2 separate regions of the Homo sapiens genome follow, and region 1 is linked to region 2. Evidence: read pairs that join two places in POLR2A ChIA-PET (ENCODE). Cell type or tissue: CD4-positive, alpha-beta T cell. All regions are shown on one strand. Each heading gives the region's core, and the rest is flanking DNA. Links, peaks and the distances in the headings are about the cores only.

The links. ChIA-PET counts read pairs that join two places held together with the same protein. Peaks named below come from ENCODE experiments on the same cell type or tissue, not always from the same donor. Only the 100,000 strongest peaks of a DNase experiment are listed, where the experiment ranks them.
Region 1: POLR2A ChIA-PET joins it to region 2 with 5 read pairs; 5 of 35 experiments call an interaction of 5 or more read pairs at or near these places.

The regions. Positions count from the first base shown.
Region 1 is chr2:48,121,936-48,124,761 of GRCh38, forward strand. The region is part of intron 2 of LOC105374593 (a long non-coding RNA gene); the gene reads right to left. Among named protein-coding and RNA genes, the nearest start is that of FOXN2, 190 kb to the right of the region's middle. In CD4-positive, alpha-beta T cell, for the core only: no CTCF peak of the experiment used is centred there; no DNase peak of the experiment used is centred there.
Region 2 is chr2:48,331,009-48,333,834 of GRCh38, forward strand. The region is part of intron 2 of FOXN2 (forkhead box N2); the gene reads left to right. Among named protein-coding and RNA genes, the nearest start is that of FOXN2, 18 kb to the left of the region's middle. In CD4-positive, alpha-beta T cell, for the core only: no CTCF peak of the experiment used is centred there; a DNase peak (open chromatin) is centred at 1,493.

The DNA.
Region 1 (2,826 bases), core at 119-2,618, 210 kb before region 2:
TGTAAAATGGTACAGCTGTTGTGAAAAACAGTATGTGGATCCTCAAAAAATTAAAAATAAATTGCCATATGACCTTGTAATTGCACCTCTGGGTATATACCCAAAATAATTACAATTAAAAGCAAGGTCTCAAAGAGATAGTTGTATACCTACATCCATAGCAGCATTACTCATAATAACCAAAAGATGGACGCAAACCAAGTGTCCATCAATGGATGAATGGATAAACAAAATGTGATATATACATACAATGGAATATTATCTAGTCTTAAAAAGGAAGAAAATTCTGACGCATGCTGCAACATGCATGAACCTTGAGGACGTTATGCTAAGTGAAATAAGCCAGACATGAAGTAACAAATTCTGTAGTATTCCACTTATATGAGGTAACTACGGTAGTCATATTCATAGACAGAAAGTAGAATAGTGGTTACCTGGGACTAGGGGGAGGGAGAAATGGGGGATTGTTTTTCAGCACAGAGTTTCGGTTTTGCAAGATGAAAAGAGTTCTGGAGATTGGTTGTACACCAAAGTGAATGCACTTAACACTACTGAACCATACACTTAAAAATAATTAGGATAGTAAATTTTATGCTATATGTATTTTAACACAAATACATAAATTAGGCAACAATGGTCAAGGTGGCAGATATATTAAGAATCATATTAGGGACCGAAGGCCTTTGGGCTTTGTTCAAAAAATGAAAAAAAGAAATCAAGAGCAAACTGACTGAAATGTAATTCATTAACCATACCATTTGTAATTTAGGTATTTTACATCCATAGAACATTTTTGCCAGCCTCTAGATTTGCCTAGAATGACAAGAATAGAATCATTCACATTAAATTGTCAAGTGCTATATACTGAATGTTTATGTCCCCCCCAAGTTTACGTGTTGAAATCCTAATCCTCAATGTGATGGTATTTGGAGGTGGAGCCTCTGAGAGGTGATTAGATCATGAGAGTGTAACCCTTATGAATGGGATTAATGGCTTTATAAAAGAGGCCCCAGAGAGCTCCCTTGCCCCTTCCAGCAAGTGAGAACACAGTGAGAAGATGCTGTCTATGAACTAGGAAGTGGGCCTTACTAGACACTGAACCTGCTGGGCATCTTGATGTCAGACTTTCCAGCCTCTAGAAGGAAGAGAAATAAATTCGTGTTGTTCATAAGCCACCCAGGCCATACTATTATGTTATGGCAGCCTCGACAGACTGCTATAAGACATCAAGATTAACGGAGAAGGCCTTTAGAAACAGCTAAAATAAGCAGTAGGACATGCTGTATAATAGGAAAAGATCTGGCTGGGTGCAGTGGCTCACACCTCTAATCCCAGCACTTTGGGAAACTGAGGTGGGCAGATCACTTGAGGTCAGGAATTTAAGACCAGCCTGGCCAACATGGGGAAACCTTGTTTCTACTAAAAATAAAAAATCATCTGGGCGTGGTGGTGCACATCTGTAGTCCCAGCTACTTGGGAGGTTGAGGTAGGAGGATCACGTGAGCCTGGAAGGTAGAGGTTGCAGTGAGTGCTGATCATGCCATTGCACTCCAGCCTGGGCGACAAAGTGAGACCTTGTCTTAAAAAAAAAAAAAAAAAAAAAGGGTAAGAAAAGACCTGCTTAGTTGTGGTGAAAGGCCAGAAGGTCAATGACCTCAGAGAAAAAATGGACTCTAAAATCTATAGCTAAGAATTATATCCCATAATAAGAAAAAATGTCAAGAATATCCACCCTGGGAAGGGAAAGTGAATTACCTAGCTCTAGGACACTTCCTATTCCTCTGAATTAGCAGTCCCCAACCTTTTTTGGCACCAGGGACTGGTTTCATGGAAGACAGTTTTTCCATGGACCAGCAGGGGTGGGATTGTTTCAGGATGAAACTGTTCCATTTCAGATCATTAGGCATTAGATTCTCATAAGGAGTGCACAACCTAAATCCCTCACATACACAGTTCACACTAGGGTTTGCACTCCCATGAAAATCTAATGGCGCCACTGATCTAACAGGACGTGGAGCTCAGACAGTAGTGCTCATTGGCCACTCACTTCCTGTTGTGCAGCCTGGTTCCTGATGGCATTGGTCCACTGCCTGGGGGTTGGGGACCCCTGCTCTGTATGATTTTTTTTTTTTTTTTTTTTTGAGACGGAGTCTCGCTCTGTCACCAGGCTGGAGTACAGTGGTGCGATCTCAGTTCACTGTAACCTCCACCTCCTGGGTTCAAGCAATTCTCCTGCCTCAGCCTCCCAAGTAGCTGGGACTACAGGCGTGCACTACCATGCCCAGCTAATTTTTTTGTATTTTTAGTAGAGACGGGGTTTCACCATGGCCAGGATGGTCTTAATCTCCTGACCTCATGATCCGCCCACCTTGGCCTCCCAAAGTGCTGGGATTACAGGCGTGAGCCACCGTGCCTGGCCTCTGTATGATTTTTGAACAACTCATGAATGAGTCATAAAACTCAGCTGAGCTAAAACATAACCAATAACAACAACAATAAAAAAGATCTGTAAACTTGAGAATCAGAGGAGAAAAATGACAAAAATATAAGGAATGCTAAAAAGTAATAAGATTCAGTTCATTCCCTTCATGAAGACACCAGAATATTGTATGTCCAAGTGAACATTTTCCTTTTTTAAAGAGGTCAGTCAACCTTACCTTCTTGGAAGCAATTGCTACTTACTCCAAAGATTCTACCCTTGTGTCCAACATTTTTAGGAACTCTTACACTGAAAGTTTCTTCAAAAGCTGTGGCATTTGCTTTTGACTACTTTCAGTGTTGGCAAGCCTTCATCCCTTAGAGGTCAGCTTGCATTTTAGTAACTGT
Region 2 (2,826 bases), core at 99-2,598:
CAGTTCTAGTAGAAATAACAGATGGCATGGTTCTTTTTCACTCCATGTAGTAAAGCTTATTAGAAACAGCACAATTGATGTTCTTCATTACCCAAAGAGGTAATAAGGAAAGATATTCAGTGACTGGCTCAAGGGTACAAGGAAAAAATTAATTTGCCTAAGTTTGCTTTGGGCTATCAAGAATTGACTATTGTATTTTGTTTTGATCTGAGTCTTTTCTCAGTGCTATATTTTATTTCCCAGTAAGAATTCTTAGACAATATAATGGATGAAATATAAATTTTAAAAAAGTAAACAATTATTTAGAAACAACATAGATTTAGGACTCTAAGAACTATAGTATAGGTAAGATAGAAACAATTAAAATTGAAAATGTAGCATGAAGAGATTCAATAATAAAACTTTAAAAGCACTTTTTAAAGGTATTGAACTCATAATTAATCGAACCAAGTTAATTGCAGCTATTCCTTATTTGCTGTGGACCTATGTAAGTTATTAAAGAATACACTAAAAATCATTTATGTTGGCCAGGCACACTGTTTCACACCTGTAATCCTTACAATTAGGGAGGGGCCAAGGCAAGAGGATCACTTGAGCCCAGGAGTTTGAGACCAACCTGAGCAACATAAGGAGACGCTGCCTCTACAGAAATAAGAAAATTAGCTGAGTGTGGTGACACACACCTGTTGTCCCAGCTACTCAGGGAGCTGAGGTAGGAGGATCGCTTGAGCCCAAGAGCTTGAGGTTGCAGTGAGCTATGATCATGCCACTGCACTCCGGCCTCGGTGACAGAACCAGAAAAAAAAAAAAAAAGAAAGAAAAATCCCAGAACCTTTATGTTCATGAGAATTTCTGAACTTAGCTGGATTTTTTTTGGTCATTAAATATATATTCATATACCCATATTTTTAATGTACTGTAGCTGCTAGGCTGAAATTAACCGTGTTATTTATATATTTTTCTCAGATCTACCGCATTTGTTAAAAGTATTATCTCAAAAATGGATGGAAAAATTATTATTTTGAGTATTTTAACTTAAGAATTCTGAAACAGAATAGTACATTCTAAATTAGTTGGACACAATGAATGTAACTAGGAGATATTTATATTCCTGTCCTGTTTTCATGATGCCATTACATTTGTTGCTGTGTCTTTTCTTTTTGTTTTTGAGAATGGCATTAATAGTGAAAACTCATGATTATTTCAGAGGTAGTATAGTTATTTTTATTGTTTATAAATTCTTTTTTTGTGTGTGAGAATGTTGGCATCAGACAAAGCTGTTAATAATTTAGACCTTTCTTGGCCATTAATAACAAAATATTAAAAGTTTATAATAAAGTACTTTTGGATTAAACTACAAGGATTAGAAGAAGGGTTCTATCATGTTGCATGATTGGCAAAATATCTGCAGAGTGCATGGGGACAAATATAATAAGGAAGTGAAAGTCGAATCGTAAAGAAAATGATGAAAGACGTATTGTGGCACTCTTCCAAGAAGTCCTGATCTCATTTGGCCACCTCGTCAGTGGATGTCATTGGTCGTGAGGGAGATCTATCCTTAACACTAGACAAATATGTTTTTAATTTCAAAACTTCAAAATATAAAGCATTGTTACTGATTTTGTACCCTGATTTTTATATTTGGAGGTTATAATATTTATACATCTACTTTAGGAAGAAAGCTAATAATTTTAAAATTTATAGTAGTAATAATCATCATTACCATCTCTGCAGCGAGTATTCATTGTATACTTACTCTGTACCTCTGTTCTAAGTGCTTTATTTTTGTTGTTTAATTTGTACTAAGAATCCTATGAAAGTAGGTAGTATTATAATTCTAAGTTGATAGGTCTCATAGCTTAGTGAAAAGCAGGGCTGGGATTTGAAGCCAAGCAATATTTCTTCACAGCTCATGCTGGTAATCCTTTGGTTCACTGTCTCCAGATGTGATTAATATCAAGGTAAATGATTTAGATTTTCCTTTTTCAATTTTTAAATTAATGAAGTTCCTTATCCTTCATAATTTCAACTTCAAATATATTGCCTCCTCAAGTTTCTGCCCAATATCTCCTAGTGTTATGTATGTTAATCCTTTCTAAAGGAAGAAGGCTTTCATTTTATAATTATATAATATTTACGATAGACTCTAAGCATGACAACAGAGCCATGCATGTAGTAGAAGCAAGAAGTTTCTGATTTGAAGCCTCTTAGAAAAGAACCAGCAGAGGTTCTTCTGAATAGTATATCTCTTATACATCTCTTTCTCTACCTTTTATCTACATTACTAGATGCAGAGATACTATAATCATAGTCCAATATAGCTAATACTTTAGCTTTAGCATTTAAAATTCCTATATACATTTTATATAGATTTAAATTTCTATATTTAAAATTCCTATATACATTTAGGTACTTCTGACATTATAGTAATTCATAATACATTTCCTTATCAGGAGGTTACTCACTCTGTATCCTCACCTGTTAAACCACAGATAGACAAAAAAGAGACTTACAAGTATTTGTTGGGGGGAATCACGAAGTTTATGCATTAAATTCATGTCCCTTAAGGTAAGCTCTTTACCCTTATTAAGATTTTATTCAGATCTGTGATATTATATGAAATTCTAATGAAATTTACCTGGCTTTCCATTCTGTAACAGATAATAAATCTAAAAGTCCATTTCCATGATTTAGAAATCCAAAATGCTCCAGAAGCCAAAAGTTTTCTTAACCCTATAGTGGCAAAACATGATCTGAGTGGATGTAAGGGTATTGGTGGTCTTTATTTACAGCCCCTCTTTACTGTAAATATACATTTTGCCACAG